Regions from separate parts of the Mus musculus genome. Here all the other regions are linked to region 3. The links are chromatin contacts, found by Hi-C or POLR2A ChIA-PET in ENCODE. All regions are on one chromosome and are shown on one strand. The core of a region is the stretch at or near the end of the contact, and the rest is flanking DNA. Distances in the headings are between cores, read along the strand shown.

Region 1 (3,992 bases), core at 1,187-3,686, 39 kb after region 3:
GTATTGAGAAGGACACGCTACTGTCACAGAGCTGAGCTCCTCCACTGCTCTCCTAGTGTCTTTTAGTTGGATTGTAGGGTTTGCTTGTATATTCTGGATATATCAACTACTTACTAGGTATAAGTCTGGCAATTATTTTCTCTCAAACATCTTTTCCTTTTTTTTTTTTTTAAAGATTTATTTATTTATTATATGTAAAGTACATTGTAGCTGTCTTCAGACACTCCAGAAGAGGGCATCAGATCTCGTTACAGATGGTTGTGAGCCGCCATGTGGTTGCTGGGAATTGAAATCAGGACCTTCGGAAGAGCAGTCTTAACCACTGACCCATCTCTCCAGCCTTCTCTCAAACATCTTAAATTTTCATCCAGTCTGATCTGTCTTTCTCTCTATTGACTGTGCCTTTGGTGTCTAAGATAAGAAACCACAGGCAAGTCCAAAGTTGGAAGGGCTTGTCCTGTATTTCTTCTTAAGAGCTTTCCAGCGTCACCTTGTATATGTAAGTGTCTCGCTCACTCTGGGTTAAGGGTTATGTATGGCTGCTGTAAGGGTCCAGCTTTATTCTACTGCTTGTGGAGACCCAACCTTCCCAGCATCATTTGGCTTTCTCCATTCAAAGTTCTTGTACTTCTTGACAAAGATCATTTTATCTTGAGCTTGGAGTGTAACTAATTAGCAAAATACTTAGTATCTACTACCTAGGCCCTGGGTTGAATCCCAGAAACACACACACACACACACACACACACACACACACACACACACAGAGAGACAGAGGCAGACAGACAGACAGACATAATAATCATGTAAATGTATATGTGAAATTTGGGAGATTTGGGGGTTTTGTTGTTGTTCTGATTTTGTTTTTTCTTTTCCTTTCTTTCTTTCCTTTCCTTTCCTTTTCTCTTTTTACATAGGGTTTCTCTCTGTGGTAGCGCTGGCTGTCCTGGCACTAACTTTGTAGACCAGGCTGGTCTTGAACTGAGAAATCTGCTTGCCTCTGCCTGGAGACTGGTGGGATTAAAGATGAGCATCCTGTGCCTAGCTTGATTTTGTGTTTATTTACCTTTTTGAGTCAGGATCTCACTTTTTCTTGTTTGAAATTTTTTTTATTTACTCTTATGTGTGTGTGCACATGCACAGTACTTGTGGAGAGCAGAAGAGGGCATCGAATCTCCAGGAGCTGGAGTTACAGGCAGCTATGCCACCCGATCCCAGTACTGAGAACTGAACCCTGGTCCTCTGGAAGAGCAGCAAGTGCTCTTAACCACAAAGCCATCACTCCAGTCCCCTCCAACTTGGTTGTGTGTGTGTGTGGTTTTTTTTTTTTTTTTTTTTTTTTTTTTTTTTTTTTTTTTTTGGCAAGTTTGCTCTGACTACTTGAGGGTCTGTGTGTGCCTGTGTGGGCATGTATCACAGCTTTTGCAAGAACCAGTTTTCTTCTACCCTGTAGGTCCTGGGAGTTGAACTCGGTCCATCAGGTTTGGCAGCAAGTAACTTTACCCACTGAGCCATCTCATCCCCCCTTTTCTTGGCCGTCTTTACTCCACTGTCTCTGTCCTGTTTCACTTGGCTTTACATATAACAATATACGATTTAGGGCTGGTGAGATGGCTCAGTGGGTAAGAGCACCCGACTGCTCTTCCGAAGGTCGGAAGTTCAAATCCCAGCAACCACATGGTGGCTCACAACCACCCGTAATGAGATCCGATGCCCTCTTCTGGTGCGTCTGAAGACAGCTACAGTGTACTTTACATATAATAAATAAATAAATAAATAAATCTTTAAAAAAAAACAATATATGATTTAGTGGTGAGCTGCATTGTTCTGCTCTGGATCCTTCCCATTCCTGTTTGGTTGATGCCTAGGCTCTTCAGTGCCAGCACTCCATGCCTGATGGCCTCAGCCACAAAACAGCCCATGCAACAGCACTCTTGTCTCTCCCGTGTCTCTGCTCTCCATCCTACAGATACAGTTAAGGTCGGCCCTGTCTCCAGAAAACAGGCAGCCTGGGGCCGCGTTCTAACACCAGGGCTGGCTGCCTAAGAGCTCCTAGAAGCTTGGAGGACTTTCCCCTGTTGACTGAATGGTTTTGCTGTTGCTGTTATTTTTTAATCAGGGGGGCTTCTATAAGGCAAATGGCCTAAGGACTAGGCACATGGTGGCTAAGATCCCTTTCCTGCCCCAGCCTGCCTGGAGGTCCACTTCCACTTTATTTAGGGTTAGAGGGAAGCACTGTAGTCATCTCCTCCTGGAGGAGGCCTCATCCCATGCCTTTAGGACACCTGTGCCTCATTTGAATCTGGCCCAAACAGCAGTGTGGCCTGGATGGGGCAGAGGAAAGGGGACAGGCTGCTGGCTAGGGCTGAGGACTCTGTGCTGCTCATAGCTCCACCCCCAGGCCATCTGGTGTCCTGGCCTTTGCTGGAAGCAGTGGGATGCAGACATTAAAGGGAGAGGCTTAGACCATTACATTGGCTCCCTTCCTTCTTTGCACAACCCACCTTCGGTAAGCATCCAAGCCCAGGGCTTGTCATGAGGTTAAGGATGGGGGCAGTAAGTTAGACCTGCCTGCCTGCCTCTGCCTCTGCCTCTGCCTCTGCCTCTCTGCCTCTGCCTCTCTGCCTCTGCCTCTCTGCCTCTGCCTCTGCCTCTGCCTCTGCCTCTGCCTCTGCCTCTGCCTCTGCCTCTGCCTCTCTGCCTCTCTGCCTCTCTGCCTCTCTGCCTCTCTGCCTCTCTGCCTCTCTGCCTCTCTGCCTCTCTGCCTCTCTGCCTCTCTGCCTCTCTGCCTCTCTGCCTCTCTGCCTCTCTGCCTCTCTGCCTCTCTGCCTCTCTGCCTCTCTGCCTCTCTGCCTCTCTGCCTCTCTGCCTCTCTGCCTCTCTGCCTCTCTGCCTCTCTGCCTCTCTCTCTGCCTCTCTGCCTCTCTCTCTGCCTCTCCTGCCTCTCTGCCTCTCTGCCTCTCTGCCTCTCTCTCTGCCTCTCTGCCTCTCTGCCTCTCTCTCTGCCTCTCTGCCTCTCTCTCTGCCTCTCTGCCTCTCTCTCTGCCTCTCTGCCTCTCTCTCTGCCTCTCTGCCTCTCTCTCTGCCTCTCTGCCTCTCTCTCTGCCTCTCTGCCTCTCTCTCTGCCTCTCTGCCTCTCTCTCTGCCTCTCTGCCTCTCTCTCTGCCTCTCTGCCTCTCTGCCTCTCTCCCTCTCTGCCTCTCTCCCTCTCTGCCTCTCTCCCTCTCTGCCTCTCTCCCTCTCTGCCTCCCTCTCTGCCTCTCTGCCTCTCTGCCTCTCTGCCTCTCTGCCTCTCTGCCTCTCTGCCTCTCTGCCTCTCTGCCTCTCTGCCTCTCTGCCTCTCTGCCTCTCTGCCTCTCTGCCTCTCTGCCTCTCTGCCTCTCTGCCTCTCTCTCTGCCTCTCTGCCTCTCTCTCTGCCTCTCTCTCTGCCTCTCTCTCTGCCTCTCTCTCTGCCTCTCTCTCTGCCTCTCTCTCTGCCTCTCTGCCTCTCTGCCTCTCTGCCTCTCTGCCTCTCTGCCTCTCTGCCTCTCTGCCTCTCTGCCTCTCTGCCTCTCTGCCTCTCTGCCTCTCTGCCTCTCTGCCTCTGCCTCTGCCTCTGCCTCAGCAACGGCTAAGCCTGGAGTAGATAAGGTCCTGACCATACTCTTTCCTCTAGTGTTTTATTTACATTTTCAAACAGTTTTCTTTGTTTACTCTGTGTGTGTGTGTGTCTGTGTGTATGTGTGTCTGTCTATGTGTCTGTGTGTGTGTGTGTGTGTGTGTGTGTGTGTATGCATGTGTCTGTGTGTATGTGTATATGTGTGTGTCTGTCTATGTGTGTCTGTATGTGTCTGTGTGTGTCTTTATGTGTGTCTGTGTGTCTGTCTGTGTCTGTGTGTTTGTCTGTCTCTCTGTGTGTATGTGTGTGTGTATGTATGTGTGTCTGTATGTGTATCTGTCTGTGTGTCTGTCTGTGTGTCTGTCTGTATGTCTGTGTCTGTATTTGTGTCTG
Region 2 (4,579 bases), core at 915-3,414, 41 kb before region 3:
CTGTCGCTAATCTTTTCAGATTTGGGAGACAAATGACCCACTCTTGCTTTCCTCAACACTCTCAGGACCCAAGTGCCCGTATCGGTCAGAACTGCAGCATTGGCCCCAATGTAAGCCTGGGTCCTGGTGTGGTGGTGGAGGATGGTGTGTGCATCCGGCGATGCACAGTGCTTCGTGATGCTCACATCCGCTCCCATTCCTGGCTTGAGTCATGCATCGTGGGCTGGCGCTGCCGTGTGGGCCAATGGGTAAGTCTATGAGCTGGGCTGGGCAGGCACAGGAGCAGGGGAATATGTGTGCCCCATTAACAAGGCTTATCCCCCACCTCCAGGTGCGCATGGAGAATGTAACAGTGCTGGGTGAAGATGTCATAGTTAATGATGAACTGTACCTCAATGGAGCCAGCGTGCTGCCCCACAAGTCTATCGGGGAGTCAGTACCAGAACCTCGTATTATCATGTGAAGGATATGGAGGGCTGGCCAAGCATCCACTTTGCCATCAGCAGGGTAGGACTCAATGCTTCACGAGGCCCTGGACTTGGTGCCATTTGTCTAGGGAGGAGTGGATGACTCTGAAGCTGTCGGACTTCTGCCTTCTGGTGGGGACAGACATGGACAGGACCCTGCTGGGTGTAACCCACAAGCCCCCACTCCCTCAAGAAGAGCGGGCCCAGGGCTGTTTGGAATAATAATTTAATGCTCACTGTAGCCTGGACTGGAAGTCAAGCTCAGGCTCCCACCAGCGAGGCTACACACAGGCAGATGGGTGGGTGGAAGTGGTAAGAGTGAGGGTGATGGGTAAACAGGGCCCGGTCTGCGGCTGATGGCGGAGCTTCCAGGATGGCCTAGGCAGCTGAGGACATGGCGCTTGTGTTGGCTGCCTTGTCCCAGTCCTCTACAGATACAATGGTGGCTTTGCAGAAGAAGCAGTCCTTGTTGTTCATCAGGTGCTGGTTGATGCAGGCTCTACAAGAGGGGAGGGAAGGAGTGCTACCTCGTGCGTCCTAATTTGCCTCCCCAAGTCCATGGGGCCCACTTACTTGCAGGATTTGTGACCACAAGGCTGGAACACAGCAGAGATGGGGTGGGCGTAGCAGATTGGGCAGAGGTCCTCTTCATTGGTGGGCTACAGGGCAGAGTGGAGGAGTTGGGCTGGGATCCTTACCCCTGTCCTGGTGTTTACAGATTAGTAAAACGGCCTCTGTTATGCCACACTCACCAGGGAGGCGGCGGCCGCCTGGGCAGATGCAGCGGTCAGGTGAGCCAGCATCTGTTCCACCTGGGCCAGCTCCTCAGCGCTGATATAATCTGTATCTGCATCAGTAGTAGGTAGCATCAGGGCCCCTGTCGTCTGAGAACTCAGTGCCTCTTGAATACTCCCAGGCAGGGAATTTGCTATTGAGGATCCTGAAACTCTTCCCTGACCTGACCCACCCGCTGGTTCACTTACAACTCTGTAGAGAGAAGCGTTTCCGGTCAGGGGCAGGCAAGGTAGTGCCAGGTGCTAGGGGCTCTGGCTGCCCCAGGAGATAGCATATGGAACGAAGCTGGAAGCAGGGATCAGCCAGGAGCACAGAGGTGGCTTGCTCTGTCCTAGGTAGGGGAGGGTGCATAGGTCGTAGGAAGGCTTTGAGCCTGTGTGAACATTTTCTCCACGTGGGACAGATGAATATCCAGAGGCCTCGCTCATTATTATGCCTCCACTCTCCCCCCTATTACTTACCAACCCTCCCAGGTGTTTGGTCCCACATGACCTGAATACCAGTTTAAAGAGAAGGGTGCTATTGATAAAAAGGTGCTTGCTACCAGCTATGGTAACTTGGGTCTGATCCCCAGAACCTCACAAGTCGTCGTCCGACGTCTGCACGAATGCTCACATACACAGACATAAGTAAATCTAAGAGAGCAGCAAGGACTCCACCTACCCCATTACACACCAATCCTCTGAGGGCTGAAGGCATTCTCCCCTAAGTCCTTTTGCTCTTCAAGAGGGAAGTCAGGCTTCCAGCCAAGCAGACTGGGACACTGGGGCCCTCTGGTGGCCACACTGGCTTTTTAAGTGCCAAGAGATGTGGCTGCTCCGCCCCTTAACAGCAGGAGCCAATGGGAACTTAGGTCCCCGCCCCTGAGCGGTCATTTCCTAGCTAGTACTTAGAATCCAGTCAGAAAGCTCTTGGAGAAGCTAGAAGAAGGGCTGCGGGCCCCACCTCACAACCCAGACCAGAAGAGCAGGAGAAGCCGGCTGGGCAGGGGGAGCCAGCGTTGTGCCTCTCGAGCCATGGGCCATAGGGAACCACAATCCGCAAGCCTGTGCAGAAGTAGGTGAGTCTTGGAGCTGTTGACCTGCACTGAGCTGTCCCCATATCTTCCCTGGTAGTCACTGGCATGGCCTGGCTAGTGCTATCAGGTATACTACTATGCATGTTGGGTGCTGGATTGGGCACTTCAGACTTGGAGGATGTTCTGCCTCCTGCTCCCCACAACTGCCCCGATATATGCATCTGTGCTGCCGATGTGTTGAGCTGTGCGGGCCGTGGGTTACAGGACTTGCCGGTAGCACTGCCTACCACTGCTGCAGAACTCGATTTGAGCCACAACGCACTCAAACGCCTGCACCCGGGGTGGTTAGCGCCCCTCTCCCGGCTGCGTGCCTTGCACCTAGGCTATAATAAGCTGGAAGTCCTGGGCCATGGTGCGTTCACCAATGCCAGTGGCCTGAGGACACTTGACCTGTCCTCTAATATGTTAAGGATGCTCCATACCCATGACCTGGATGGCCTGGAGGAGCTGGAGAAGTTACTTCTGTTCAATAACAGCCTGATGCACTTGGACCTGGATGCCTTCCAGGGCCTGCGCATGCTTAGCCACCTCTATCTCAGCTGCAACGAGCTCTCCTCTTTCTCTTTCAACCACTTGCACGGTCTGGGGTTAACCCGCCTGCGGACTCTGGACCTCTCCTCCAACTGGCTGAAACATATCTCCATCCCTGAGTTGGCTGCACTGCCAACTTATCTCAAGAACAGGCTCTACCTGCACAACAACCCGCTGCCCTGTGACTGCAGCCTCTACCACCTGCTCCGGCGCTGGCACCAGCGGGGCCTGAGTGCCCTGCATGATTTTGAACGCGAGTACACATGCTTGGTCTTTAAGGTGTCAGAGTCCCGAGTGCGCTTTTTTGAGCACAGCCGGGTCTTCAAGAACTGCTCTGTGGCTGCAGCTCCAGGCTTAGAGCTGCCTGAAGAGCAGCTGCACGCGCAGGTGGGCCAGTCCCTGAGGCTCTTCTGCAACACCAGTGTGCCTGCCACTCGGGTGGCCTGGGTCTCCCCGAAGAATGAGCTGCTTGTGGCGCCAGCCTCTCAGGATGGTAGCATCGCTGTGTTGGCTGATGGCAGCTTAGCCATAGGCAGGGTGCAAGAGCAGCACGCAGGCGTCTTTGTGTGCCTGGCCAGTGGGCCCCGCCTGCACCACAACCAGACACTTGAGTACAATGTGAGTGTGCAAAAGGCTCGCCCCGAGCCAGAGACTTTCAACACAGGCTTTACCACCCTGCTGGGCTGTATTGTGGGCCTGGTGCTGGTGTTGCTCTACTTGTTTGCACCACCCTGTCGTGGCTGCTGTCACTGCTGTCAGCGGGCCTGCCGCAACCGTTGCTGGCCCCGGGCATCCAGTCCACTCCAGGAGCTGAGCGCACAGTCCTCCATGCTTAGCACTACGCCACCAGATGCACCCAGCCGCAAGGCCAGTGTCCACAAGCATGTGGTCTTCCTGGAGCCGGGCAAGAAGGGCCTCAATGGCCGTGTGCAGCTCGCAGTAGCTGAAGACTTCGATCTGTGCAACCCCATGGGCTTGCAACTCAAGGCTGGCTCTGAATCAGCCAGTTCCACGGGCTCAGAGGGTCTCGTGATGAGCTAGACTGCCTGAGATCTCCTGCTGCTTGCCCTGCTTGCTGCTGCAGTCTAAAGAACTGACCTGCTGGTGGGGCGTGCTGTGCCTGGTCCCACAACTGCATGTGAGCCTTGATCCTACTGTAACAGTTCTAACACTAGCTCAGGACAAGGTCTCAGACTACTAGAGCCTGCTTCCCCTAGGACCACAGAGTGACCAAATGTCCCATTAACATTACAGACTAAGCCAATCTGATAAAAGCCCTGGCATCAGAGTCTGGGGACCACCCCCAGGAGTTAATGCAGATGTCAGGGTGTGGTATAGAAGAGTCAAGCATACCACACTTCCCCTCCCTGCCCGGAGGGAACTGGCAGCTCAGAAGATCCAGCTTCCACTCTGAGATGGAAGGAGGAAATGAGCCTTCCCTGTACTGAAAGAGGACCCAGTCTGCTGCCACCCAGCCTCCTGAAAGCTTTGCAACTCCTGTGGAGTCTGGTGGGCATACACACCTACAGGACCCTCCTACAGAGTAGCCCTGCTGTCTTCAGCTACAGGCAGACCCAATCCCTAAGGCTCACAACCCAGCAGGAAAAAGCATAGATAGGTGACTAACCTGGGACTCTTGTCTTTGGAGAGCAGGAGGCCTCTCAAGAGCTGGCACTCATCTCAACCTAATGGCTAAACAGAGCCCTCA
Region 3 (4,504 bases), core at 1,938-4,437:
TACCAGTCATACTGCAAGAGAACAAAATGGTCAAACCCACCAGGCCATGGACCTCAGGGCACAGAACTCTGTTATCTATCCCTTTGGGTGACTACTTAGGAGAGATGGGGGCTAATTTACCTCTTTTATGGGAGCCTGGACTTGTCTCAGATAGGCATGTCCCTTGGCTTTTCACCCAGAGCTCTCCTTGTGCAGGGGATGGACTCTATATAACCCCCAACTCTGCCCCTGCTCCTTGTAGAGCCCGGCTACTTGGAGACGTGAACTAAGACGCGCGAGCATCTCTGTGGCTGGAGGACCCCTTGAGGTGGTGAGCCCTGAGAGTACCCAAGCTTCCAGGACTTACCTTGAAGGGTCAGGCCACTGGTCCACGGAGGACAGGAGAGGGCCCCGAGGGGGGAGATGACACCATCCCTTTAGCCCTCATTCCCCATCAAGAGCTAACCGTCCTCCCACCCCACCCACTTCAGCTCACCAGGAAGAGCTGGCTGCACTGGTGATGAGGGGCTAGAGATGGGTACTGCAGGTAGACGACGCGACACTGGTCTGGGCTCAGCCGAGGAGAGCAGACAGCCAGGGACTCATCCGAGAGTAGTTCTAGGCCACAGAAATATGAGTATCACATAGACCAGGGAAGACTAACAGTCAGGAAAGCACGTGCGGACGCCAGACACTTACCACACTTCCCCCCGCTCAGGTCCACATAGTACAGGGCTGACCTGGAAAGGTCAGAGAGACACTCAGCTCTATGGTCAGCTGGGCCGTAAGGGCCCTCTGGTCTGCCTGCTTTCTCACCTGCGATTGGTGCAGTAGCGGATACCTAGCCGGAAGGGTTCGTGCCACCAGCCCACAAACACCACACCCGTGTCTCCAGGGGCCCAGAAAGCCTGCAAACAAAACCACAAAGTAGGTATGAGCAAGACGTAATCGCTCAAGCAGGGGACCCCGACTCCAGAAGGGGCAAAGGCCATGTTGCTGCTGACCTGACCAGGGGACACATTTTCAGGGACGCCCTCAAGCACGGAGATGTTACCACTCTCGATATCCAGCACGCAGAGCACAGGGATGCTTTTGGAAACCATAGTTTCTCCCCAGTCTTCATAAAATACAAACTGGTCCCCCTGAGAACAGAGGACACTCAATGCCCAGGGTGCCTACAGAACCCTGACCTGCCTCCTAGACACTAGGGCCTCCCAGGTCCACCGGATGTAGGGCAGGGCTGCCCGGCAGGGCCTGTGTGGCCCGGCCACACCACAAGCACCTTGATGGCCTGGTCTGGCTTCTTCGGCCTGGCCATCTCCTCATCACTGGCACTGACGTCCAAGGCTTTGGTTTGAAAGAAGGACTCAGCTTTGGGACGCTTCTTCTCCGCCACATACAACAAGTGCGTCTCTGAGTGTGACCAGGAGAGGCAGCCAAAGCAGTCTGCATGCAGGGAGGGACGGTTAGGGGGAGCCCAATGCTATAGCTGCCCCTTCTGCCCACCCCTCCTGCTTACCAGCCAGGCGCCTCACCATCTTCATACACAGGCCCATGCTTCTCCAGTGCAGACAGGTTGAAACTCTTGAGCTTGCGGTTCTTCTCCCAGACCTGAAGATACCTGGGCATCAGGCTGCTTGCCCCTCCACAGGGCTTCACTTGTGGCACTAAGTGACCGGCTGGCTGCCACCTCATCCTTGCAAACTCACCTCCAAGAACTGTTTTTCCTCTCCCGAGACTGCACCTCCAGCCTTGCGCAGCACTGCTTTCATGGTGCCTGAAGGAGACTCTCTGCTCAGCAGCCTGAGAACAGGGGTTGCAGGTCAGGAAGGTGCCAAGTCGTCCCCCCCAACAGCCTTGTGCTGGCCCCCTTACTGGTCACAACCTCTTAGCTGAGTCTCTGTCTCTGTCTGTCTGTCTGTCTCTCTCTCCTTTCTTTATAAGCCCTTTTAGGTCTGGCGTTATAAAATCAGAATTGGCCGCACAGGAGGCTATCTCCCAGCTAACTGGGACTCTGAAATCATACCAGCCCATGAAGCACTCCCAGCCTCAAGCTGGCTGGCCTTTTTTCTCTTCCTTAGGTTACTGACTCGACTGTCTCCAGAGTCCTAGGGACCTAGGCCCTAGTTTAGAAGAAGCTCCTAGTATTTATCAGGCCATGTCTCCAGAGACCAGACAAGCTCTCAGGGGTCAGGCACCTTGCTCTTTGCTCCCCTGAAGCCACCCAAAGTTGTCCCTGAAGGGGATAGGCACAGAGCACAACACCCTAAGGACACATGGCGACATTTATGAAAGGCTAGCAAGGCAGGTGGCTGCGGTCTTGTCTACAGACTGCTCCTGTCACACTTACTCCCCCCGGGTTTCCACACTGTTGCCCGCAGGCCCGGCAAACACCACCGAGTCTCCATCATGGAACACTAGGTACTGGCGGCAGAATCGGATGTTCTCCATTCGATCCAAGTCCCTCTGAGTCCACTCTGCAAGGGAGGCAGGGGGCTGCTCAACTTGTCTGGGCCAGTTTGGACCACTGCCCACCAATCAAGGCCTATCTTTCCCAGTCTGTCTCCGGACAGCCTGAGTATAGCCTGGACAACACTTCACTTAATATAACCTAAGCCTAGGCTCCCAGAGCCTGAGCTGACGGTCAGAGAGAACCCACTACCAACCACAGAATTTTAAGGGCAACATAGCTGTTGTTGGGTTGTAGAATGTAAGGGCCGGAGAGTCCTGCGAGGCCCACACCTTGCACTCAGGTCTGAATTTTACTCCCACACCTTCAACTCATTTACGGAATTATTTATCAGTAAGGCTAGTGCAGCCCCCAAAACACCTGTGCGCAGGAACTACAGTTGGGTTTCCTCCCCAAACCCGTGTCAAGCAGCGTGCCCTCCACAGTCCCCATCTCTCCACCTGGATGCACGGCCCGTCGCCACCCAGTTCCCTCGGTCTACACACCAGTGTGCACAGTCCGATAGAGGCCCCCATACTGCGTGGTGACCTCCGGGCCCAGGCAGGCGGCGCTCAGCGAAGGCTGGCGGCTAAGGCCCCGGTACAGCGCTGCCGCCTCCTGGGGCTCACTCAGCAGCACCTGCGCAGGGGACACACCAGGGTCAGGCTCAGCCCGGGCTACGGAGGCCACGGGGGCCACGGGCCGAGCCCTCACCTGACGCTCCATAGTCGGTCTTTCGGTAGCAGCTAAGTCCCGGAAGTGAAGCTCCGGGGGCGGGGCCTAAGGCGGTCCCCAGTTTCCGCTACACTCAGTGGCGACCTGGGACCCGCAGGGCCCTGTATAAGCTCCGGCCAGTCGGCAGGGGGCGGGGCCTGGATAGTAAGAAGGCGGGGCCTACGAAGGAGCCGCCCGGAGGGGAGGAGCGGGAAACAAAAATTCAGTCGAAGACTAGGCAAGTGGGAGGCAGAATCAGGGAGTCGAGTCCTGGGATTTTTAGAGAGGGGAGGCTCCGAGGAGTGAGGGCGGACGTATAGCAGCAGAATACAGAGCCGGTGTTCAGAGACAGGGCAGGTCTGGGAGGAGTGAAGGAAGTAGGATTGGACTCCAGCCGACTGTGAGCTGAAAGCTGCGGGATCAGAGAGAAAGCCCTGAGCGTTCGAAGGGTGGGGCTTCGGAGGAACACTAATGATCCTTAAGGATGAGGGGGCGGGGGCGGGGGCGGGGACGGGTGGGAACCGAATACAGAGACTAGCGGGTCTGTGAAAGCGGAATGTTGCGGGGCGCCTCAGTCGCAGGGATCTCTTTCAGCGCTCTCCCCATCTACTGCAAGCCAGGCGATTAGGAGTGGGAAACTTAGGTTCCCGGGTGGAGCCCTGGGGCGCCGGGCAAAGGGCGGTGCTGAACTCTCTGGGTGCTACCCTGGCTTATCAATCACCAGACTTGCCCCTAAAGCTATCTGTTGCCACAGCCTTAACCCGCCCTTCTCAGAAGCTCCTTGCTGCGGATCGTGAGCCGACTGGGTCTCAACCTACTCCAAGGGCCGATGTGGAGGGTCAGACTTCACCTAAGAGCAGCGAGCGTGCTGTGGAAAGAAGAGCCTAGGCAGACAGTCTCCTGCACACGACACAGGACTAGGTTGACTTAGGTGACAGCAGAGAGCAAGAGTGGTTGGGCAACAGTAGGTATCTCCCCCTCCTCCATATAGCTTGAGAGTGGCTGGTCTTTTAGACCAGCTATGGGCCCCCTTGAATGAGTGCTTTCTTTCTTACTTGAGGCAAAATTGATACTCTTTAATCTCTGTTTCTTATTTTCTAGTGCTGCTTAACTTATATTTGTTTAGTTTCTCTACGTAGTTCTGGCCTCAAACTCACAGAGACCCACCTATCTCTGTCTCCCAAGAGCTGGGATTAAATGTGTGGGCTATGATATCCAGCTTGAACTATTCTTGACTATACTAAGGATTAAAGTCTCAGCCATGGGGGACTGGGGGGGGGGGGGGAGTTTCGAACAAGGTAGGCAGATGTAAAGCTTGTTTGATAGCACCAGGGGGCAGCACTTGCCCATCTAGCTCCTGGG

What was found. Hi-C counts contacts between places; a loop is a spot of excess contacts on that map. ChIA-PET counts read pairs that join two places held with the same protein, here RNA polymerase II (POLR2A).
Region 1: a map of heart shows a loop between it and region 3 (6-fold over the local background). The contact joins the promoter of 4930447F24Rik here to the promoter of Apeh in region 3. A Hi-C loop is called at or near these places in 12 of 37 maps with a recorded cell type or tissue (T-helper 17 cell, T-helper 2 cell, adrenal gland and 4 more). POLR2A ChIA-PET finds 5 or more read pairs at or near these places in 4 of 5 experiments (Patski and embryonic stem cell).
Region 2: POLR2A ChIA-PET joins it to region 3 with 15 read pairs in embryonic stem cell. The contact joins the promoter of Amigo3 here to the promoter of Apeh in region 3. POLR2A ChIA-PET finds 5 or more read pairs at or near these places in 3 of 5 experiments (Patski and embryonic stem cell).

What each region holds. Positions count from the first base shown.
Region 1 is chr9:108,131,282-108,135,273 of GRCm38, forward strand. 4930447F24Rik (RIKEN cDNA 4930447F24 gene) reads left to right here and starts at 2,437. Exons shown (of 3, transcript NR_126078.1): 1 at 2,437-2,509. All of the region lies in intron 2 of Bsn (bassoon), which reads right to left.
Region 2 is chr9:108,050,995-108,055,573 of GRCm38, forward strand. It overlaps Amigo3 (adhesion molecule with Ig like domain 3), which reads left to right and starts at 2,165. Exons shown (of 1, transcript NM_177275.4): 1 at 2,165-4,579. The coding sequence starts at 2,386. The coding sequence ends at 3,912. Gmppb (GDP-mannose pyrophosphorylase B) reads left to right here. Exons shown (of 9, transcript NM_177910.4): 8 at 66-248; 9 at 332-926. The coding sequence ends at 463. Rnf123 (ring finger protein 123) reads right to left here. Exons shown (of 39, transcript NM_032543.2): 36 at 1,451-1,593; 37 at 1,220-1,314; 38 at 1,041-1,126; 39 at 678-966. The coding sequence ends at 846.
Region 3 is chr9:108,091,293-108,095,796 of GRCm38, forward strand. It overlaps Apeh (acylpeptide hydrolase), which reads right to left and starts at 3,188. Exons shown (of 22, transcript NM_146226.2): 1 at 3,143-3,188; 2 at 2,935-3,067; 3 at 2,330-2,456; 4 at 1,689-1,782; 5 at 1,515-1,590; 6 at 1,262-1,425; 7 at 984-1,121; 8 at 796-887; 9 at 679-719; 10 at 476-597; 11 at 1-11. The coding sequence starts at 3,154.